Regions from separate parts of the Homo sapiens genome. Here region 2 is linked to region 1. A link is an interaction called in ENCODE POLR2A ChIA-PET data of the cell type or tissue named here. Cell type or tissue: K562. All regions are shown on one strand. Links, peaks and the distances in the headings refer to the core of each region. The heading gives the core; the rest is flanking DNA.

Region 1 (12,499 bases), core at 2,084-10,083:
TCTAGCCCATGGGGGCTGAGCCTAGTTTGGGGTTCAGGAGTGGAGGCCTGAGCCTAGGAAGAAACTTGGGGCTGAGCTATTTGGGATTGACACCAGCCTAGCCTCATGCAGCGCCCTTTTCCCACTGGGGCAGCATCAAGCCTTGGAACCGCAGGTGCAGCGGGCTGGCAGGTGAGGAGGAAGGACGAGCTGTGGGGCTGTCCTGCCAGGGCCTTTCAGGCCTCTGGCTGTGCTCCGACTTGACCATTCTGCTACCTGCTGGTCTTGAGCCCCGGGCATTCAGGTGAGGGCAGGGCATGGCTTCTGCAAGAGCTGGCCAGAGCTTTTGGCAACGCATCCCCTTAAGAAGAGGAGCCAGTGTGCTGCCCTGTGAACCTGCTCAAAATAAATCTTTCAAGTAAAAAGGCTGAATTCAAAGCATGAGTGGGAAGGTGGCTGCGGGCAGGAGGGAGGAAGTCCTGGTTCTCCTTGAGGAAGAGAATAGGTCAGAGAATGTTTCCTCGGGATCCTGCAGTCTTAGAAGGAGCAGGGGCCTCCTTCCTGGCCTGTTACTCTCTTCCTTCGCAGGGGCAACTGCTGGGCGAAGGGTGCAGGCACCACGGTGGAGCGCAGGCACCATGGCCAGTCTCTTCCAGGGGCCACACCACCAGGCCAAGAAAGAGAGATAGCACCTGCTACAGTCAAAGGTCCTATTTTATTGGTCCTAAGATGTCCACTTTCCCCACATTTTAGCATCTCTGAAATTGGGATATATCTTGTTATCAGTTGCATTGAGAAGCAATGAAATAGGATAGCTATTCCACGAATACAGAGAAGCACCATGTTAGATGCTAAGAACACACAGAAAGGGGCTGAAACGATTAATTTCAACAATACTGAAAACAGTGGAGGCAAAACGGTATAAAAATAACGGCCATTATGCACCTGGTCTGACACAGCACGTAAGTATGATGGGGAATCATGTGAGATCTTGAACTATAGCTTTTTCCAACTTGCAGTTAATTCACAGTTCACGTATACTTTTTGGTGATGTTGGGTCGTTCTCACAAGTATGTAAAAACAAAGTAATTTAGGCACTAGTTTTTTTAGTTTATGTAAGTATTCATTTAAGGAGAAAACTTTCCAATTACCTGACAAGCGTTCAATTTATGCCAACCAGGAAGAAACAAATACTAGCTGCCACCTCCTTGAGTCTATAAACATTGACTCAGAGCTGGTGTAACTCCAAATACGTAGATCACTTAGCTCATTTTAACTTTTAAACAATTTTGCAATTATTAACTCGTGACTAGGTCAGCTATGGTGTGAAATGGATGCAACCCATCCAGTTCTCAGAAAGATACCTGCAGATTCAGGGCAAGTGGCACATGCTGCCCCCTCCTTCTAGGACACAGGGCTCTGCAAAGTCTCCTAGGTAATGATGACAGTGAGATTTCCTTATGTAAGGTCATGCTGGCATTGGCAAGTGGGGCCTGGTGCCTTCCCAGGGTGGCTCCTCATTGGCACACCACTTTTCTGGAAACTCTATCAGAAATGGAGAAAGGAGAAAAGATGGAACTCTCAATGTCGTGGAAGAAAGTTTTGAAGCAAGTATGAGGCAGTGTTTACTGTTGACTCTTTTGGCTTTGGTCACCAGGAAGCCCAGAGGAAAATTGATGTCTCCAACTTGAGCAAATGTCTATTCTTCTATGACCTGCAAATCTAAAGAAGCCATGCTGGCTGGGTGCGGTGGCTCACAGCTGTAATCCCAGCACCTTGGGAGGCCGAGGCGGGTGGATCACTTGAGGTCAGGAGTTTGAGACCAGCCTGGCCAACATGGTGAAACCCTATCTCTACTAAAAATACAAAAATTAGCCAGGCATTGTGGCATGTGCGGTAGTCTCAGCTACTTGGGAAGCTGAGGCAGGAGAATCGCTGGAACCTAGGAGGCAGAGGCTGCAGTGAGCCAAGATCATACCACTGCACTCCAGTCTGGGCGACAAAGCAAGAGTCCATCTCAAAAAATAAAATAAAATAAATAAATAAGCCACCTTAGTGTTACCCTTCTAGCTTGGGGATCTTATTTCCTGATCCTGAGCCAAAACCTTGTAACAGATTTCTGGATTTTCATCTAGAAAGAGCCTTAGTCTAGTGGTACCCTACATTTTCACCACTGTTTTATTCTGCCTTCCCCCACCACATGGGTACCATGATTTAAACAGTTTTTAAACATATTTATATAGTAATGAAGTAGTTTAAAATTTCCCACTTGTTATTAATCAAAGGCAGATGTAAAAACCAACCAAAGTTTTCAACTTGCCTGAGATAAATGGTTCACATTCATTCCACAAATATTCACTGAGTGAAGACTAAGTGCCAAATATTGGACTAAAGAAACGGATAAGTATTGGTACTCAGGAAATGGTTGACAAGGCTTGGTCCCTACCATTATGAGACTAAGAATCTGGAGGACAGAGCAATTAAGCGGGGCCTTACAGTACAGAGGAGAGAGACCTCACTCAGTATTTTGGAGGAAAGGATTAAAGAAGGCTTCCTGGGGGAGGTGATGTCCAAGATGAGACCTGAAGGACACATAAGAGCAAGCCAGGCAAAGGGCAGGGGATGGAGGGCCTCTGGGACAAAGGGACAGCCTGTGCAAAGAAGGAAGCTGCTATGTTCTGGAGATTCCTGAGGACCTCAGTGATGAGGGAAGGGGCTTGGGGCCAGAGTGTGAAGAGCTGAGCCAGGCCAAAGAGCCAGGACCTCGTTCTAGACACAGCAGGGAACTGCAGGACATGCTTTTTTTTTTTTTTTTTTTTTGAGATAGTCTCGCTCTGTCACCCAGGCTGGAGTGCAGGGGTGCAATCTCAGTTCACTGCAACCACTGCCTCCCAGTTTCCAGCAATTCTCATGCCTCAGCCTCCCAAGTAGCTGGGACTACAGGCACACGCCATCACGCCCAGCTAATTTTTTGTATTTTTAGTAGAGATGGGGGTGTCACCATGTTGGCCAGGCTGGTCTCAAACTCCTGACCTCAAGTGATCTCCCCGCCTTGCCCTCCCAAAGTGCTGAGATTATAGTCATGAGCCACTGGACCTGGCCCACTGCTGGACCTTCTAAGTAGAACACTGACAAACTGGGATTAGCATTTTAGGAGAATCATCCCAGCTGCAGGGTGGAGAATGGATTGAGTGTGAAACCCCAGAGGAAGGGAGACCAGAGGGATGTAGGGGAAAGGGAGAGGATCTGGACCAAGGGAGGAGAAATGGGGGTCCTGACCTTTTGATATAATTGGGCCAGAAATGTAGATACCCAACATTGCAATTGCCTGGAGCAGCCTGATTGTGGCTGAAAGCCCGTCTCTGCTGGGCTTCACAAAGTATTCAAATAGGTGCCCAGACAGCCGTTATTGCTTAGGTGGGCCCCAGGCAGGGGAGGGGAAGCTCATGTCACCAAACCCTGCCCCTGTTTACAACTGAAGCCAGGAAAGCTCAAAACTGTCAGGTGGCTCCAGCAGCCTGAGGAGCAGAGTCAGAACTTGGGCCTCTTAACTCCCTCCCGGTGCTCTTTCCCAGTCCATTGGTGGATGCTCGTTTTATGCCAGGCACTGTGTGCCCTGCACTACACCTCATGCCGTTGAGGAAATGCAGGGATTTTTTTTGAAGAGTAAATAGTGTAGATTTGCCAGGAATTATGCCAAGTTCACTTGCTTTTCTTCCCCCCATCAGGATCAAAGGCTTAGCAGTTAAAGAAAACACAATAGACTTAATACCTATTGACATAAATAAATATTTTACACTGTTCGTTGTGACATGCTCATGGGAAATGTGGATCAAAGACCAGTGTGTCCGGATGAGGTGGCTTATGCCTGTAATCCCAGAACTCTGGGAGGCTGAGGTGGGAGGATCACTTGAGTCTAGGAGGTTGAGGCTGCAGTGAACTGTGATTGTGCCACTGCACTCAGCCCCAGCAACAGAGAGAGACCCTGTCGCAACACAAACAAACAAACACACACACACCAGTGCAGTTGCTAGGAAGACAAAATAGAATCCAGTCATTGCTGTCAGCAGCACAGGGCTGAAAGAGGTGCAGGAGTTCCTCCAGGAACAATCTTGAAACAGTGCCCTCAGGAACACATCTTTGGAAGAGGTTGGGCAGTGGAGGGAGTGCGGTGATTAGCACTGGACAGGACCACATTGGAAGAGGGAACACAGAGGACAGGCCATGCACAGTGAAGAGGCATATGCCAGAAATGTGCCTGGACGATGGGCCAGGGCTGCAGGGCCTGGGCAGCAAGCCGTGATTCAGTGAGCAGATATCATATGAGAACGGCACACTGCGAGGCAAGAGCCCAGGCTGCAAAGACTGATTGAAGAGGAGCGCCCACATCCCCCAATCTGTGTTCATCTGCGTATTTGTGTTTTTAGATGTGTCTGTACTCACACATACTCCCAGCTGCATCTCCTGTACAGTTTAACTGGGACCCAGCCTCTCAGCTGGTTTCTGAGTTACTCACATGTGCATTTATAGCTCCCTGCTTGGAACCGTGCTTAGGTGAAATCTTAAAGAGACTCCTTGTGGCAGTTTCCTAAGAGTCCCACTGTTTTTTTTTTTTTTTTTTTTTTTCTAGTGACGGGGTTTCACTGTTTCACTGTGTTGCCCAGGTGGGTCTCAAACTCCTGGGCTCAAGTGATCTACCTGCCTTGGCCTCCCAAAGTGCTCTAAGATTGTGAGCCATCGCACCTAGCCAAGTCTCCTCACCGCCCCCCCACTTTTTTTTTGAGACAGAGTTTTACTCTTGTTGCCCAGGCTGGCACGATCTCTGCTCACTGCAACCTCCGCCTCCAGGGTTCAAGCGATTCTCCTACCTTAGCCTCCTGAGTACCTGGGATTACAGGCATGCGCCACCACGCCCGGCTAATTTTGTATTTTTAGTAGAGATGGGGTTTCTCCATGTTGGTCAGGCTGGTCTCGAACTCCCGACCTCAGGTGATCCGCCCTCCTCGGCCTCCCAAAGTGCCAGGATTACAGGCGTGAGCCACCGCATCCGGCCAAGTCTCCCACTCTTGATAAGCCTTTTAGTGGAATGCTTAACTTGTACATCAGCAAGGATGAAGCAGGGAGCGACCCATCCCTTGGTCAGACTGCATCTGCACAGATGCCCTGTCAGAAAACTTGTTATGCCCTGGTAAAAAGTTAAGAATTATAGGCATCAACTGTTTCCTGCCACATAACTGTCCCATGATGGCATGGGTACTTCTTGGGTTAATAATCAGGTGTTGGCTTTCCTGCAAAGGCTGATTATCACTTGTCAAATTATCACTGCTGAATTGTTTAATCAATGGTGGCTTTTGAGCTTGAGCCTGCTGCATGCACAGCAGTGTTCTAGGACTTCCAAGAGGAACAGAGGGTGACCAAGGAGCCATTTTTACCCTCAAGAAGAGTTATCTAGAAGGAGGGTGTGTCTGCACAGCTTAGGGGTCAGCGTCTCCACAGCAGCTGCATAGGCAGATAGATGCACATAGCCTGGCCCAGGGGAGGTGCTCAGGAAACACTTGTTGATGATTGAGGAAAGAATGGGTTATTTCTCTATTAATTTTTGGCTCTGGGACTCAGGGAAGGCACCAGAGAGAAGGTGACATTGATCTGGGATGGTCGGATTTCAGAGGTGAAACTGGCCTGAAAGGAAATGCCACATCACCATGTGCATCTCATTAGAAGTAAAAGGAGACATGTAGGAAACCTTAGATTTGTTTTTGGTGAAGTGAAAGAGAGAAGTTGCTCTAAAAGGTTGGAAACCAGCCCCTAAGAAAAAAAGAAAGAACTGAGACAAATCAACTCAGGAGGGCCTGGGACCCAGCGTGCGTAAGAGTCTACCTTGTCTAGACATGGCTCTTACGCAGTGATTCCTCACAGCACAGCACCCGGTGAGATAGGTACTGCCACTTCCATTTTGTAAGTGAAGCCCAGAGAAGCAAAGAAATGTGCCCTAGGTCACATAGCTAGTCGGTGGCAGAGCTGTGATTGGCAGGTTGGTCGAATGCCTCCAAAGCCCTCGACCTTCCCACTATACTTCACGCATCTCTAGAGAAGAGACAGAAGTAGCCAGGATGAAGGTCTTCAGGTTTAAGAAGAACTATGAAAAAGCAAAAGATTTTTGTTTTCGTGGTTTTTTTACTATAAAGGAAAACTTTAAATAATAGCAAGAGTGCTATAGGTAAGATATCAGAAAGAACATCCTTATTGTGAAAGCTGTTACGTGAAACATTGAGCCAGCATCAGGTCAACGTCCAGCGGCCAATCTTCACTTTAGTTCAGGCTTCATCCTGGGGAACTTCAGGAAGTTTCTGTCTTTTATCAGATCCCCTCTTTGGGTAATTTCCAGACTCCCCAGGGATTGTTCACAAAGTCACAAATGGCTAGTTCTCCACTCCCTCCAGCTCTGGACCATTGCCCAGGGCTTATCTGCTGGTCACGTCTCACCACCTCATAGCCGTTGCTACTGCCTGGGCTCTGGTCCCTCCAAAGAGCATTGAGAAGCTGCTGTCGTGGAAGATGTGAACTGTCATGGTTCAGAGCTCAGGCTTGCTACTCACTGGCAGTGTGACTTTGGTCATATTAGTCAATCCTTCTGTGCCTGGGTTCCTTTGTCTATTAAAAGGAACACAGTGTCTATATCATAGCATTGTTATTCAGATTGCAGTAATTAACACATGTTAAGCTTACAGAATGGCAGTTGACAAACTGTGGCCCATGGGTCAAGTCCAGCCCAACACCTGTTTTATAAATAAATTTCTTTGGAACACAGCTACATTCATTTGTTTGCATATTCTCTGTGACTGCTTTTGGGCTACAATAGCAGAGCTGGTAGTGACAGAAACCACAGGGCCCGCAAAGCTTCAAAAACTTACTCTCTGGCCTTTTGCAGAAAAAGTTAGCCAACCCCTGATATAGAATGATGCCTGGCACATAGAAAGTGCTCATTAAATGGTAGCTTAAACAAAGAAAAGGGAAAGAAGCCTCACTAGTTCTTGAGTTTAACAAAATTTGAATGAGGTCCTATGATGAATGCTTAGACAATGACAACCTAAAAGGAACATCTAACACAGCTGTTTGTGTGATCAGTGCTCCCTGAGGGTGGTGATCTCTTCCTGCCTCCTCAATGCCAGGAGGTGCTGCCATCATGCTGTGTCCCATGGACTGGAGTCCCTCCTGACTGTGTTCTCCCACCACTCTTTCCTGCCCCAGAGAACGACTGACAGGGAGAGCAGCCAACTCCATCAAGATCAACCTCCGCTGTGGGGCATGCTCTGGTTCCTCTTTCCTCACGGCCCTGAGGGGACAATTACAATAGTCCAGTCTCGACCTTCCAGTCTCTTCCCTGTGGATATTTTGGGCAGGATAACTCTCTGTTGTGCAGGACTGTCCTGCACATTGCAGGATCCTTAGCAGATTCCCTGGCCTCTGCCCACTAGATGCTAGTAGCACCCCCCCAAGTTGTGACAGCTGAAAATGTCTTCAGACATTGCCAATGTCCCCTGAAGGGCAAAATCGCCCCAGTTGAAAATCACTGGCTTAGTCTAAAATAACATCACAGGTGGGGCAACAGCAACCCGGTCTAGGATGGCTTAACTTCATCCTTTGAAAAACAGTGTTCTTTGCAAAGGCACAAACTGCTAAAGATGCCTCCAGTTTGTATTATTGTATCATTAAACAGAGCATCTCACCTCGAAGCAGCAGCATCTGGACTGCTCCGTTGGGGGCTACACTTCCACTGGGCAGCTCCCTGCCTCACATCTGTGTAGGTAAGAGGGTCTATCAAAGAGCTACCTTCCACAGCCCAGAGACGGCCTGCCCCAGAGTGTGGAAGATGCTTATGAATCCCCCCACCCCTGGCCCCATGCTAGCTTTCCAGCTTCACTGTATTTACATCCGATGCCACCTCAAGTGTCAGGAAGAAACTGTTGACAGCTTTAAAATAATAGTTTATTCACCGATTCGCTTATTCTCCCCTCCAGTCTTTAATGAATCCCTTTGTGGGCTGGTCACAGGGAACCAGAGACAGAGCCCTTACCTTCAATGGGCTGGTAGGTGAGGGGGAGGTAGACATATAAGCAGGTAATTACAATGAAGCACACTAAGTGCTATGATGACGTGTGCTGGTGTTGTGGAACACAGAGGGGACAAATAACCTCAATTCGGGGGCATGTGCGTCTGTCAGCAAAGGCTTGCCTGAGGAGCTAATTCTGGAAACACACAGGAGTTAGCAGGGCAAGGAGAATATGTGAGTATTTATGTGCATGGGTGGTGAGTGTTTTAGGGATGAGGATGGCATCCCATTGCAGGCAACAGAGGCCCTAAAAAGCAGGCGAGAGCACGTGGCACAATTAGAGACTCAGTAGCCTAATGTTTGAGGGGTAGTGTTGGGAGACAGTTCTCCATGGGTCTTTCATGTTTCAGCATATCTGTGAACAGAGACACTAGACAGGTTTTGTTCCAGACTTGCTTTTAAAGGACGTTTATGTAACAAACAGTCTTAGATGATAGTGACAATATCTCCCTGCAGGGCAAAGAGTGATTTATTTGCTGTCAGCATAATAAAGATCACGTCTCCTTTCAGAGGTAAATGTTGGACAGGTTTGCTAGCCGCCCCCTTTAAAAGAATGAGGTTTCCCAAGCCTTGAGTTCCTCAGCCAATGATGCTGAGCAGTTTGCATATGCCAGTGTCACTTGGTCCACATATCATTCTGTGGAACTGGGGCTGGGGAAACAGGTGCAAACGTTACTCTGGCTACTGCTGTGAGTATTAAACTGTCCCTTGTCTCTGACCCAGGCATCTCATGTCTTCTGCCGATATCCATGAAACTGGCAGACTAACTTGTTAACTTGCAAGCAGGATAAAAGCTCTGACCCTCCACACTTTTGGACAGGTGATGAGTGGGGAAAGCAAAGCCTGGAGAAGTGAGTGGGATTGTGAAGGTCTTGTGTGCTACATGACAGAGCTTGATATTTATCTCAAGGAGCCACTGAAGAACTTTCAGCAGAGAACTGTCTGGATCTGGTGTGCACTGTTGTGGAGAGTGGAGAGCTGGAGGGTGAGCCTGGAGAAACACGGCCAATGAGGGGTACAGCTGTGGGGCAAGTGGTCTGAACAAGGGCTGTGCCAGTTGGGAGAGTGGCGGTCAAGTTTAAAACAAACTTCATACTATCCTTGATAGCATTTTTTTTCTGATCCAGGATTCAATCCAGATAGCATTTATCTGTGGTATCTCTTTAGACCTTTTATGCCCTTGACATTTCTGAAGCATGTAGAACGGACCTTGTAGCATATAGCATATAGATCTTAGAGAATGTCCCTCGATTTTTATTTGTCTGAGGGTTTCTCATGACGGGAGTGAGGTTGCATGTGTATATATATTTGTGTGTGTGTATGTGTGTGTGTGTGTACATATATATGGTTAGGGTTAAGGTACATATACACAGTAGAGGGTGTGAGAGAAAGCAAGTGTGCAAAATGTTAACAACTGGTGATTCTAGGTGATGGCTGGAAGTGAGGGTTGAAGGAGAGGAGAGGAACGAGTCAGTTGTGATCGCCAGGCATTTGGTGTGGTGGCTGGTATTACCAGCTGACATAGAGGGTTGGGGGGAGCTTTGGAGGGAGGAAGGGGGAGGAAAAGATGGTGAGTTTGGTTATTTTTAAAAATGATTTGCTAGCCTGAGTCCCCTTCCAGCCACATCTGGTTTTAGGATCCCATGGATTATCCAAAGGGGGTAGCCAGCAGGCAGGTGGTCTGGAGCTCAGAGGAAAACTGGGCAGGGGCAGAGCTGGTGTTGAAGCCATGGGAGGGGACAGCTTCACCCCAGGGGAGTGTGTCTGTAAGAAGGAGAAGGGGCCAACAACAAAACCACCGTGACAGCTGACATTGAGGGGCAAGTGGCCACAGAGATCTGAGAAAGGGCAGGGAAACGGGAGGACAATTCAACAAAGCAGTGTCCCCAGAAACAGAGGGTTCAGAAATCAGGAGTGGGGGGTTAGTGCCACCAGGGTCAAGGGCTGCATGAAGTGCGAGGGCCGAAGAGTCTGTGTGGACTCAGTGGGACATGGGCGTGGAAGAGCAGGGAGGTCTGAATGGGAAGTAAAGACACAGATGCGGGTATGCACACAGTTCTTTGAAGATGCTCGGCCGAGGAGACAAGAGTAATCAGGTCAGGGGCAAAAAGGGGTACTCGCCTGAGGAAGTAAACATTGGATGTCCACAGCTCAGAGTTAGTTCAAGGTCACATTCAAATTAGATACCCCGATTTCCCCCGGCCTGCTGTCTAAATGCCAAATCAAGTCATGGCTTCTCACCTACCGCTTCACACTCTTCACAAAGATGAGTGCTGGGAAGGCGGATGGGGAGAGGGAGCATTTTTTTGTCAGCCAGGGGAGACAGCTGTACCAGTGATGAAAAGCACCTGTGACATTTTCAAGTCTCTCTCTGCCAGGAAAGGAGCCTGTCACAAAAGCAGCCTCTGCCCACAGTATTCGCTCTCCCACTGGTTTCCCGTGAGTGCCGGGGAACATTGCTACATCACCCTGTGTGGAATATGGCTTTATGATCATGATCATTTGAAGTTTTCTCTTTTCACTCAAGAGCTTGTCACAAATAATAGCCTTGTTGACCCCAGGCCCTCATTTTCTGGAAACCAGGCTGTATTTTCTCCATCTTCCTTTCCTTCCAGCTGCCTTGCAGCACTCTGCACAGCTTATTTTCTAAAACTCAAACAGGAGAAACACCAACATTTTATTTCGGTCAATAACTATTTTACACAAGAGAATCCATAGCAATTTAACTAGAGTCAAATATTTAAACTACAATAAAATGCAGTCCTATGAATGAATAACCAAATTGTGATATATCCATAGAATGGGATATTATGCCATCATAAAAAGGCATGAAGGCCCTTTTTATTGCATAGGAAGGAATGCTACAACATGGATGAACCTTGGAAACATTATGCCAGATGAAAGAAGCCACCTGCAATTGACCACATATTGTATGATTCTGTTTATATGAACTATCCGGAAGAGGCAAATCCATGGAGGCAGAGAGCAGATTAGTGGTTGCCCGGTGCTGAGAGCAGGGAGAGTGGGAGGTGACTGCTTCACAGGTATGAGGTTTCCTTTGGAATATTGAAATGTTCTGGATCTAAGTAGGGGTAATGGTTGCACAACATCGTGAATATACTAAATTTTACTAATGGTAGTTTTATGCTCTATGTATTTTACCACAACAAAAAATTAATTTAAAAAAAAAAGAAAGAAAGAAAGCAACTTCACCCTGAGACCAGAGAGAAAAAGGCCCTGACTCTGCTCACAAGAACCACAAGGCCTTCAGTGTGATGAGGGTTTCACAGCAGCTCTTCCCTACTTTGGCTGCCCATGAGAATCATGTGAGCAGTTTTTTAAAGCACCTCCCACCTCAACACCAAGACCAATTAATCCTGATCTCAGGGACTGGGGCTGGGAGCAAAATCAGGAGCTCTTGGAGATTCCACTATGTAGCCATGGTTGAGAAATATGGCTCTGGGCTGGGGATTCTCCAAATGTGGTTCCTGGACCCAGCAGCAGCAGCATCACCTGGGAATGTGTTAGAAATGCAGATGCTAGGGCTCCGTCCGTGAAGTACTGAATCAGAAACTCTGAGGGTGTGGCCCAGCAGTCTGTGTGGGAACAAGCCCTCTAGGAGATTCTGATTGTGCACTCAAGTTCTGGCAACCACTATTCAAGTCTAGGCCAAGTAAACTACAGAGTTTTTCTCAACCAGTGAGTATTCATTGAGCATCTGCCATACGTTTGGTTCCATAAAGGGTGCCGTGAAAATAAAAAGACCTATCCCAGCTCCTCTCAAGCATCTGGTGGGTTAGATTCTTGGAAAAGAAATGGTACATTAAAATGAGATCAGCCTTTTTACGGCTAAACAATATTCCATTGTATGTCTGTGCCACATTTTGTTTATCCATGCATCTGTTGATGGACAATTGACTTATTTCCACCTTTTGACTAATATAAATAATGCTGCTATGAACACAGGTGTACAGGTATCTCTTTGAATCCCTGCTTTTAATACTTTGGGATCTATATCTAGGATTAGAATTACTGGATCAGGCCAGGCGTGTTGGCTCACACCTGTAATCCCAGCACTTTGGGAGGCCAAGGTGGGTGGATCACTTGAAGTCAGGAGATCGAGACTGGTGAAACCCCATTTCTATTAAAAATACAAAAATTAGCTGGGTGTGGTGATGTGCATCTGTAATCCCAGCTACGTGAGAGGCTGAGGCACGAGAATCGCTTGAACCCAGGAGGCAGAGGTTGCAGTGAGCGAGATCACGCTACTGCATTCCAGCTTGGGCAACAGAGCGAGAGACTCTGTCTCAAAAAAAAAAAAGAATTGCTGGTATTATATGGTAATTCTATCTTAACGTTTTAAGGCACCGCCAAACTATTTGATGTTCCCACCAACAATAAATGTTTGAG
Region 2 (12,499 bases), core at 2,291-10,290, 63 kb before region 1:
ATGTGGGCTCCGGAGGCAGGAGACCCAGCCCCAGTCTCAGTGCTGCCACTTTCTGGGTGACCTGGGGCAAGCTGCTCATTATAGCTACTGCCGGTGCTTACTATGTGCCCGGCGCTTTATAAAAATGATTTATTCCCAGCACAATGATCATTCGCCAACTTACAGATGAGGAGACAAACTGAGTGCAGTTCTCCAGCTGGGAGATGCAGGGCTAGCATCTCGCGCATTCAGACGCGAGATGCCTGGACAGCCTCAACATCCATTCTTGTACCTTTGCAGTCTTCCCTCACCCCTGCAGGGAGGCCTGGGGAGAAAATGCACGTGAAGCACCTGGGACATTATAGTTGCTCAATACACATCAGTTTTTCTCTCATTTCCATGCTAGATATGGAAATGCAAAGAATACAGGCTGGTAGTTCCAGAGAAGATTCTTTCCATTCTCTCTCTCCCCCTGCTTCCTCCAATTATTTAATTCTCACCAGCATTACAGCCATTGAGAAATATCAGCTGGAAGGCAACTCCCCTAGCCCCTCATTCAGGACTCTGCTTTCTCGGGGTCTGTGGGAAGAGCGTTTTTGCTGACCTTACTTAGGACCAGCTCATATCCACTGAGTACTTACTATGCACCAGCTGCTGCAACCAGCACCTCGTGGGCATTTTCTCACTTCATCCTCAGAACAAGCCTGTGAGGCAGATGTGATTGACAGCTCCATTTCAGAGGTAAGCACACTGAGTCTTAAAGAGGGCCGGTCACTTTCCTGAGTCCACACAATTTGCCAGTAGCAAAGTCAGAATTAGAAATCAGATCTGCTTTATTCCTAAATTCTTCATGCCCCTTGGAAAATAGACATTTCTTTGGGCAAACTGGGATTTGCCCATCTGCTCCCAGCTGTCTCCTTTGCTCTCCTGAGAATGCAGTAAAACAAAACCAAGCCTAAAATAGGTTAAGTCTAAAATGAAGATTCCCAGGCATTTGGGAGTCCCCAGGGCTTTAAGTAAACAATCGTCATCAAAGGGAAAGCTTTGTGTGTTGCAGGGCAAAGACACACCCTCTGACTTAGTAATTGCACCCGTGGGGTTTCTGCTAAGGCTATATTTAACATAAAAACCTCCACAAGTATATTTATCAAAAAGTTATTTCAATATCTGAAATTTAGAAGCAATATAAATATCTCAAATAAGGAAATGGTTGGTGAACTACTGTGCATTGACAAGACAGAACATTATGTAACCATTAAAATTATGACTCTTTAGGCTGGGTGTGGTGGGTCACGCCTGTAATCCTAACACTTTGGGAGGTCAAGGCGGGAGGATCATGTGAGCCCAGGAGTTCGAGACCAGTCTGGGCAACATGATGAAACCTCATCTCTACAAAAAATACAAAAATTAGCCAGGCATGGCAGTGCATGCTTGTGGCCCCACCTACTTGGGAGGCTGAGGTGGGAGGATCACTTGAGCCTGGGAGATTGAGGCTGCAGAGAGCAGAGATTGTGCCAGTGCACTCCAGCCTGGGTGACAAAATGAGACCCTGTTTCAAAAAAAAGAAAAGATGATTATTTAGACTACATAGAAATGGAGAAACGTTTATGTACATATCATATATGATTAAGTGTAAACGGTATAAAATACATGTGTGATATGATTGCAACTTAGCAAAGAGTGTATGCATGTGAGCAAGGTCTGGAAAATGGATTAATGAAAATGAAAATAGTGGTGTTAGGTTGATAGAATTACAGGTGCTTTTCATTTTTCAATAAAGCAGTACCTGTTCATGTTAAAAACAATTCAAACAATAAAAAAGGTGTGATCATTAGAGAAATTCAAATCAAAACCACAATAAGATACCATCTCACACCAGTCAGAATGGCTATTATTAAAAAGTTAAATAACAGCTGGTGAGGTTGTGGAGGAAAGGAAATGCTTATACACTGTTGGTGGGAGTGTAAATTAGTTCAACCATTGTGGAAAGCAGTGTGGCGATTCCTCAAAGAGCTAAAAACAGAACTACCATTCAACCTAGCAATCCCGTTACTGGGTATATACCCAAAGGACTATAAGTCATTCTACCATAAAGACACATGTACATGTATGTTCACTGTAGCACTGTTGACAATAGCAAAGACGTGGAATTAACCTAAATGCCCATCAATGGCAGATTAGATAAAGAAAATGTGGTGCATATACACCATGGAATATTATGCAGCCATAAAAAGAATGAGATTACGTCCTTTGCAAGAACATGGAGGGAGCTGAAGACCATTATCTTTAGCAAATGAACACAGAATCAGAAAACCAAATACCGTGTGTTCTCATTTATAAGTGGGAGCTAAATGATAAGAACACATGGACACATAGAGGGGACCAACACACACTGGGGCCTATCAGAGGGTGGAGGATGGGAGGAGAGGGAGGATCAGAAAAAATAACTACTGGGTCCTAGGCCTAGTACCTGAGTGACAAAACAACCTGTACAACAAACCCCCATGACACAAGTTTACCTATGTAACAAACATGCACACGTACCCCTGAACCTAACATAAAAGTAAAAAAAAAAAAAAAAAGAGTGAAGTTGAAAGTATTTCAGCTCTCCAGTGGTAGCGCCTATCACATTTTCTTATACCCTTGTCATGAAAGAGTTTTTACATTTAAAAATATCCTTAATGCTATTTTTAGTTAAAAACAAAACAAGTCTTTTTTTTTTCACAATGGCCAATCCTCATGTCTTTCAGATCATTTGAATTTTTTAAATAAGATTTTACTTTGTTTATTATAATTATTTTTAAGTTCTCACTCTGCTGCCCAGGCTGGAGTGAAGTAGTGCAATCATAACTCACTGCAGCCTCAAACTCCTGGGCTCAAGTGATCCTCCCTCCTCAGCCTCCCAAGTAGCTGGGACTACAGGCATGTGCCACCATGCCAGGCTAATTTTTTAAAGTTTTTGTAGACATGGGGTCTCGCTGTTGCCCAGGCTGGTCTTCAACTCCTGGGCTCAAGTGATTCTCTCACTTTGGCCTCCCAAAGTGCTAGGATTACAGGTATGAGGCACTGAGTCTGGCCTGTTTATTACAATGTTTTATTTTTTTAAATTTTGGACATACAAAAAAAATTAGAATATAATATAATGGTCATATGTGTAACTTCTACCCAGCAAAAAATTTAAAACATTTAAGATGTAGTCAAGGCCTCCTCCTGATTCCTGATTCCATTCCATCCCTCCCTCTTTGTTGATACTATGACTCTCCTGAATTTACTGTTCATCGTATTTTTCTACTTTTGCTATATATATGTATGTGTGTGTGTATCTTTCTTAAAAATATTCTTGTTTTGCATGTTTTAAATTTTTCTCCAATTTATATAATACTGTTTAGATTCTTCTGAACCTTGTTTTTTTCACTCAATATTGTTTTGGTGAGATTCATCCATATTGACAAGTTTGGGCATGTTCAGGGTGGTATGGCCGCAGACAGATTCATCCATATTGATGCAAATAGCTAATTCATCATCACTGCTGTTTAATATTCCTTTCTGTGAATGTAGCAATCTCTGTTGGTGTCTTGCCTGCCTATATCCTCTGAGCACTCAGCATTTCTCTGGCTCCCACTGCCAGCACCCACACATCATTGTCCACGGGCTTTCTTGACTGTTGGAGCATGATCTGTTGCTACATGGAGCAGGCCCAAAAGCCTGGGATTTAACAGCCCCCAGGAATAGCCCTCACCAATGACTGATGGAAGTTGGTAGATAAATACCCCAGCTCCCTTGCTCCTTAGGGAGGATAACTCTGAGGCCTCACTCTACACTGCCTCCTAGAATTTCCCAGCAGGATTAAGCTGCTGTTCACTGCCCACAGTGGTAACTTCCTTGATAATCATCTCAGGCCAGGTTTTCCAGAAGCAGAAACTGAGCTGGAATTTGGGATGTAAGATGTTTATTAGGAATCAACACCTCCAAAAGGAAATGGGGGAACACAGGACTGGGCAGAAGGAGGAGGAGAACTGTGACGCTGGCCTGATAAAGCCTTGGCCAACCTGCAGGGAGCTGGGGAGCAAGTACAGTAGCACCCATTAGAGTGTCTCGTGGTGGACCCAAATGGCTGGGTCTTTATACCTCCGCCTTGCTCAGTCCCTGGCTGTGGGCTGTCCTGGAGTGGGCATGACCTTGGGTGAGGCTGCTGTCTATGGCTGAGGCAGACCCTGGGGGAGCTGACAGCTGGAGGCCCTCTGCCGATGCCAACCCCTGCAGCTTCCTGAAGGGGAATCTGGGCAGCACATCCATGTCTACCACAAGAACACAACTTGTGGCTTGTTGGCTTCTTCCTTAGTATCATATTTTGCTGTCAAACATTTGAGACCACGTCCCACATAAACTACTTGTATCTTTGTCTCAGAGTCTGTTTTTTAGAGAACTCAGACAATGATTAAATCTCAGTTTATCCATCCTCCTATCAATGTTTCCAATTCTGTGCTACTGCTAACTAAGTTGTAATGGACTTTCTTGTATAAGTCTCTTCGTGTACATGTGGGAGTTTTAAGGTCAATGTTTAGAGCAGAGTTCTTGGGTCAGAGGGTATGTATGTCTTCAATTTTGTTAGATGTTGTCAAGTTGCCCTCCAAATTAGTTGTCTTAAGTAACTTGAGTTATATAAACATTCAAAAGTTGCATGGGCCTAAAAGAATTACTGTTTCTCCCTGACTGTTCCTACCACAGAAGATTAGCATCATTGGGCATCTCTATTGTTTGCCAGAGAAAGGCATTCCATGGTCCCAGCTCTGTCATGCTGAGCATGCTTTCTGGAAGGTTAAGCTGTTACAGACTTGTGAGACTGGGTCAGTTTGAGAAAACAAACAAAATCACTTAAAAAAATACTAATAGTTTGTGTCATGATGTTGGCTACATAGACTAAGATGACATTGGTGTAGTAACTATCAAGAATCATATGTAATGGACCATTTTACAGACTGGATAATCCCTCCCACCCCAGACGTCTATGTCTAATCTCTGGAATCTCTTACGGGGCAAAAAGAACTTTGCACATGCCATTAGGCTAAGGAGATTGAGATGGAAAGTTACCTTGGATCATCCTGGTGGGCCCAGTGTAATCATAAGAGGGAGTAAGATGTGACATGACAGAAGCAGCGGTCAGAGAGACTAAGAGAGAGAGAGAGATTGATTTGAAGATGCTATGCTGCTGGCCTTGAAATAGAAGGGGCCACAAGCCAAGGAGTACAGGCAGCCTCTATAAACCTGGAAAAGGCAGGGAACAGATTCTTCCCTAGAGCCTCCAGAAGGAATGTAGCCCTGCTGACACCTTGATTTGGGGATAATACACTTGTGGTGTTTCAAGTCACTAAGTTTGTGGTATTTATTACAGCAGGAATTGGAAACTGATGCCCCAATAACCAGATAAAGAGCCACCCAAAAGGATTTGAGGGAATGGTACTCAGAGGGTACTCACAGAGAGCCTCAGAAAATGCCTCTTCCCAGCAGCCAGAGTGGAAAACCTCGTAATTCAGGCAGCATTTATTAGAGTACCAAGGAGTATCTTGCATTGGTAGGAGGGGGGAAAATTAACCCTAAATTAAATGCAGCTCTGACCTGGCCTAACAAAGTTTAAGAGTAAGACCTGAAATGATCACACTCTTTCCAAGTAACTTAATGGCATCCCAGAACAAAGCTTAAGAATATTTGTATGAATACAATACTATTCAATATCTAACAAAGTAAAATTGACAATATTTGGCATTCAAGCAAAAAGCACCAGGCATGCAAAAAAGCAGGAAAATTCAACCTAGAATGAAGAGAAAAGTCAATTAGTCAAAACTGACCCAGAAATAACACGGATGATAGAATTTGTATATAACACATTGTAAAAGTTATTATTACATATTCCATATTTCAAGAAGCTAGAGGAAAGACTGAACATGACAGAAAGACATGGACGATATCAAATAAACCTAAATTGAGCTGTTAGAGATGAAAACTACAATGTCTGAAATGAAAAATTGCACTCAATAGGACTAGTAACACAGTATACTTTGCAGAGGAGAATAACAAAGCATCAGTGAACTGTGGGATAACTTCAAGTGGCCTAATGTAAGTGGAATTGGAGAATGGAGTCCTTGAAATGGGGCTGGTATGCCAAAAATAATATTAGTCAAAAATGTTCTAAGTTTGAGGGAAACTGTAAACTCGCCGAACTGAGAAACTTAACAGACCCAAGCACAGAAACATGAAAAAAAACAACCCCAAGGCACATCACACTTAATCAAAAGCAGCTGAGAAAAAAGACACATTTATATACAGAGAAATGAAGGTAAGGATGACAGAAGATTTCTCATGAAAGCAGAGCAAGCTAGCAGACAGTGGAATGACATCTTTAATGTACTAAACAGAAAACAAAACAAAAAGCCCTGTCAAATGAGAGATCCACACTCAAAGAAAGTGTCTTTCAAAAACAGAGGTGAAATACTTTTTCAGATCTACAAAGGCTGAAAGAATAACCTCAGCAGCAGACTTAACTCTGCAAGAAATGTTATCGGAAGTCTCACAAGCAGAAGAAAAATGATACCAGATGGAAACATGGATCTACCTAAAGGATAAAGAGCACCAGAAATGACAACTATATAGACAATTTAAATACTTTTTTCTTCTTAGCTAAGTCTCTTTAAAAGATAATTGACTGTTGCCGGGCACGGTGGCTCACGCCTGTAATCCCAGCACTTTGGGAGGCTGAGGCGGGTGGATCACAAGGTCAGGAGGTCAAGACCAGCCTGGCCAACATGGTGAAACCCCGTCACTACTAAAAATACAAAAATTAGCCAGGCGCAGTGGCGGGTGGCTATAATCCCAGATACTCGGGAGGCTGAGGCAGGAGAATCACTTGAACCCAGGAGACAGAGGTTGCAGTGAGCCGAAATCATGCCACTGCACTCTAGCCTGGGTGACAGAGCAAGACTCTGTCTCAAAAAAAAAAAAAAAAAAGATAATTGACTGTTTAAAGCAAAAATAATTTAATAATTATGTAGAGGTACATCTATAACAACAATACTACAAAGGCCCGGAGGGGAGAGATAGAAATATACTGTAGTAAGTTTCTTTTCTTTCTTTCTTTTTTTTGAGACAGGGTCTTAACTGTCACCCAGGCTGGAGTGCAGTGGTGTGATCACCACTCACTGCAGCCTGAACCTCCCAGGCTCAAGTGATTCTCCTAACTCAGCCTCCTGAGTAGCTGAGACTAGAGGCATGCGCCACCACGCCCAGCTAATTTTTGTATTTTTTGTAAAGATGGGGTTACATATTACCCAGGCTGGTCTCGAACTCCTGAGCTCAAGCGATACACCCGCCTTGGCCTCCCAAAGTGTTGGGATTACAGGCATGAGCCACCGTGACAGGCCTTGTTGTAAGACTCTTATATATGAAGTGATATGATATAACTTAAAGGTAAGCAATAAGTTAAAGGTGCATACTATAAATCCGAACACAACCACTAAAATAGCAAGCAAACAGTTATAGCTAATAAGTCAACAAAGAAGATAAAAATAGAGTCATGAAAAATACCCAATTACTTAAAAAAAACAAGAACAAGAGGGAAATGTGAGTAAAAAATAGATGGGAGAAATAGAAAACACATAGCATGTGTTATAATCATGATAAATGTTATAGTGTTTATAATAACCATGTGAATAATCATGATAAATGTAAACAGGCTAAATATTGAAACTAAAGCAGGGACTGCCATGTTGGATAAGAAAAAGCAAGACTCAGCTATGTGCTCTGTGTAAGAAACCCACTTTAGGCCAGGCACAGTGGCTCAGGCCTGTAATCCCAGCACTTTGGGAGGCCGAGGTGGGTGGATCACTTCAGGTCAGGAGTTTGAAACCAGCCTGGCCAACATGGTGAAACCCTGTCTCTACTAAAAGTACAAAAAAAAAAAAAAAAAAAAAAGCACTAGCTGGGTGTGGTGTTGGACACCTGTAGTCCCAGCTACTCAGGAGGCTAAGGCAGGAGAACTGTCTGAACCCAGGTGGTGGAGGCTGCAGTGAATCAAGATCAGGCCACTGCACTCCAGCCTGGGTGGCAGAGTGAAACTCCATCTCCAGAAAAAAAAAAAAAAAAAAAAGAAGGAAAATAACTCAGTTTAAATATAAATAAATACATAAATAGCTTAAAGGTGAAAGGATGGGAAAAGATATGTCATGTTAACACTTGTCAAAACAAAACTAATGTGGTTATATCAATACCAGACAAAATAGATTTCAGAACAAAGAATATTACTAGAGATAAAGAAGATAATTTCATAATGATAAAGGGGTCAATTCATCAAGATGACATAATCTTAATGATTTATATACCTCAAAACAGCTTCAAAATACATGAAGCAAAAACTCACAGAACTGCAAGGAGTTATAGTCAGATCCACAATTATAGTTTGAGATTATAGAACCTTTCTCTTGATAACTGAGAAGAAAAAGAAAATCAGACCAAGTGGTTCAGTTCAACGGGAATGGAAAGTGCAAGAAAGGAGTGATGGAAAATGAGTTAACTATCCTGGAGGGCCAGATAGCAGGCCAAAACATAAAAACAGAGATGAACTCAGTAACTCTGGGGGCCAAGCGGGCGGGCGTGTTTAGTGAACACAAAGCTCTCCTATTACTATCCATAATTAGGACAAATAATTTCCAGTTTCCATAGTCTCAGTTATCCTTTTTATTTTTGTATAAACGATCTACAAGTGTGCACCAGAAATATTGTTGCCCTTTAATCACACAGAACTGGTCTGAAGCAGAATCCTTTGAATTGTATAAAGTCAAGCTGAGAGAATAGTCTGTGACAGACAGGGGACGCATTTTAGTGCAGTGTTAGATCCATCTCTGAGTGAAGCAAGCATAGAAGGCGGAAACAAGGAAATGATGTAAGCCACCATAAATTAAAGGATAGTGAAGAACGAACAGAGGTCCTGAGTAGATAGTCCATCCGTCTAATCATCATCTACCCATCATCCATCCATCCTTCCATCCATCCATCCTCCATCCATCTACTTATTTAAGAAATAATTATTAATACCTCGGTGGAGGAAAGTTCATCTGTATCCTCCTGACTCTTAGTCCTATTCAGGAATAACTGAGACCTCATACCTAGTTTGCCTTTAGGAAAATTACCGTCAAGGCACACACAGATTGTACCTTGGGCGGTGCTCTGGCAATAACAGATATCCTGTTGTGTGAACAATGGTCTATCCTGTCAACTCAAGCCATTTAATTTAATTTTAACTTTAATTTTTTCATTGAGACGGAGTCTCTGTTGCTGAGGCTGGAGTGCAGTAGCGCGATCTCGGTTCACTGCAACCTCTGCCTCCCTCCTGCGTTTAAGCGATTCTCCTGCCTCAGCCTCCTGAGTAGCTGGGATTGCAGGCTCCTGCCACCATGCCCGGCTAATTTTTGTATTTTTAGTAAAGACGAGGTTTCACCATGTTGGCCAGGCTGGTCTCGAAGTCATGACCTCAAGTGATCTGCCCACCTCGGCCTCCCAAAGTGCTGGGATTACAGGTGTAAGCCACCACGTCTGGCTTCAAGCCATTTTAAATCAGGCCCCCAAAACACTGGGTTGTCAGGAATTAGGGTAGAATGAGAGACATACTTAGATCAAATTGTGTTGAAGGAAGAGGGAGCCATTTAGACAAGAGACCCTTCTTCAAGAAGGGATACAGAGATGGATGGGAGTGGAAGTTCACGTCTCTCCCTCTATGTCTTCCATTCCTCCCCTGATTCTGCCTCTTCTACCCCCAACCCAAGAGCATGATTTGGTCCTTAAGAGCCAACCAGCCTCTTAGTTGACAGATGTGTGAACCTCTCTTAGAAATGCTGGAATAAACCCCACTCAAAAAGAAATCTGGAGTCTGGAAGAGAGGATCAGGTTTGGAGTCTACATGCGCCTAGATTCAAGTGCCAGCTCTAACACTTAGAAGTTGTATAATCTTTTTTTTTGAGACAGTTTCACTCAGTAGCCCAGGCTGGAGTGCCATGGCACGATCTTGGCTCACTGCAAACTTCACCTCCTGCATTCAAGTGATTCTCATGCCTCAGGCTCCTGAGGGGCAGGGATTACATGCTTGTGCTACCATACCCAGCTAATTTTTGTATTTTTAGTAGTGATGGGGTTTCACCATGTCGGCCAGGCTGGTCTCGAACATCTGACCTCAGATGATCTGCCCTCCTCCACCTCCCAAAGTGCTGGGATTATAGGTGTGAGCCACTATGCCTGTCCTCAAAGTTGTATAATCTTGATTAAGTCATTGAACTTCTCTAGGTCTTGGTTTTCTCATCTGTAAAATGGGGATACTAACCTTATACAGGTGGTTGAGAGGATTAAACCAAATAACAGGTGTGGGTATAATATTTCCCAAGCTATAACCTTGAGTATCCCCCAAATATCGAATTTTGTTTTTCTGTAATTTAAACAATATCTTGAGCTCCCATTTTAACTACTGATTAAATATAAACAACAATAACAAAATAGTCAATTCTAAGCAAATTCAGACACTTAAATGTGTTTCTTGGTCATTTTAGTTTTAAGCTTGCTCAAGTCAGTATTTTCTCCTTCTCTTTCTTCTCTCTGGGGAGTTCTCCTCTGTCCTGGGGTTGCTCAAGTGTTAGCTCCGTAGTGGAGAGAGACACCTGCCCTTGTTTATTTCCTGAAACTTAATTCATCTTGACTAGCCTTTGGTCCAGAATTTGCTGGCATCTTTTGGGACATCCACACACCTCCCTTACCTGTTACCAGGTCTGCACAAGTCCCTCTATACTCTTTTTGTCCTTCTTAGAGCCTCAGAGACCCTCCTAGGCCATTATCTTTAAAATGTTTTAAATTTACCTTAAATAAACAACTAACAAACCCATATCATCCACCATGACAAGGGTACAAAAAGGAAAACAAAATTCTCTCATCTGTCCTTGTCCCACAGCCCCCTACTTCTCCTCCCTAGGGGCAACCCTTTTTACCAGTTTCTTATGTGTCCCTTCAAAAATAATTTAAGCATATATATATATATGCTTGTAATGCATATATAGTCAATGCATTATATGTATTATATATATTATGCTTGTAAATGCATATATATTATGCTTGTAAATGCATATATATTAAAAATCATCTATCATTGATCTAAGTTCACTATGGACTTTAACTCGTACACACACACATACATATATATAACCTTGTTAACTGCCTTAGAAAACAAAGCCTAAGGCAAAGTTTCTGTGCTAACACTTTATGGAGGGACAATCTCAGAGCACAGCATGAGTCAGCGGAAAATGGAAGTGAGATGGTGTACTAATTTCCAAGTGCTGCCATAACAAAGTACTGCTAATACATACGGGATGGCTTAAAACAACAGAAAGGTATTCTCCCACAGTTCTGGAGGCTAGAAATATGAAGGCAAGCTGCCGGCAGGGCCATGCTTCCTTGGAAGCTTCTAGGAGGAGGATCCTTCCTTGTCTCTTCCAGTTTCTGGTAGCCCCAGATGTTCTTTGGCTTGTGGTGGTGTAATGCCCATCTCGGCCTCTGTTGTCACATAGCGTTCTCCCCTTGTGTCTGTGTCTGTGTGTCTCTCATCTTCTTATAACACCAGTCACCTTGGCTTAAGGACCCACCCAACTCCAGTATAACCTCGTCTTTTATTACATCTGCAATGATCCTATTTCCAAACAAGTTCACATTCTGAGGTACTGGGGGTTAGGACTTCAACATATGTTTGTGGGGGCACAATTCAACCCATAACAGGCAGGAAAGTAATCTCATGATGATGTTGCCAAGCTGGCTGAAGCTTCACAAGAAACACAAAGCATTTGGGTTCACATGGCAGATCTCCAGAGAGGCACATGGGGCCACTGTGCCTCAAAACAGTCTTTTTGGGATGTGAGGAAGAAACGAATTTATCTGCAGGATCTTATCCCCCATCTCTCATTGGTCAAAGTTCACCCACGGGGCTTCAACTCACTCATATTTTTAGATGGAGTTCCTGCCTCCTATGGACGGCCACTAGAGAAGCCAGATCCCGTGGCCCATGGCATAGCACTTCATCCAAGTCAGAAGTGTTGGGGGTGCCTGGGCCTCAGTGGGCCTGGGCGGGGTAGGTCCAGCGCTCAGGTGTAGAACCAGGAAGGGGCGGTAAAGCAAGAGCCTGTTGCAGGGTTGTTCCCAGGGCCAGCCTGCCTTACAATGGCCTCTGAGTCCCAAATCGTCTTCCTTCACATGGCTTGGACTCTTATTTTCTCTTAATTTATCTGTCAGAAACTGCAGAGAATTATCAGGCATCCATTAAGGGCTTAAAGGCAGACTCTGAAAAATTTGACTACGCCTGCGAGTATCAGCAACCATGTGGGAATCTTAACTTCCGGAGATTACTGTTCTCTTTTACAACTTTCAACTGATTTTTATTGAGCACCTACTAGGTGGCAGCCACTGTGTAAGGCACTAGGAATATCGCAGACAAAGGAGCTTG

The links. Peaks named below come from ENCODE experiments on the same cell type or tissue, not always from the same donor. Only the 100,000 strongest peaks of a DNase experiment are listed, where the experiment ranks them.
Region 2: POLR2A ChIA-PET joins it to region 1 with 6 read pairs; 4 of 35 experiments call an interaction of 5 or more read pairs at or near these places.

Annotation. Positions count from the first base shown.
Region 1 is chr15:63,356,439-63,368,937 of GRCh38, reverse strand. All of the region lies in intron 2 of CA12 (carbonic anhydrase 12), which reads left to right. Among named protein-coding and RNA genes, the nearest start is that of CA12, 19 kb to the left of the region's middle. In K562, for the core only: no CTCF peak of the experiment used is centred there; DNase peaks (open chromatin) are centred at 5,457 and 6,457.
Region 2 is chr15:63,419,464-63,431,962 of GRCh38, reverse strand. It overlaps LINC02568 (long intergenic non-protein coding RNA 2568), which reads right to left. Exons shown (of 7, transcript NR_120375.1): 5 at 621-758. Among named protein-coding and RNA genes, the nearest start is that of LINC02568, 35 kb to the right of the region's middle. In K562, for the core only: no CTCF peak of the experiment used is centred there; no DNase peak of the experiment used is centred there.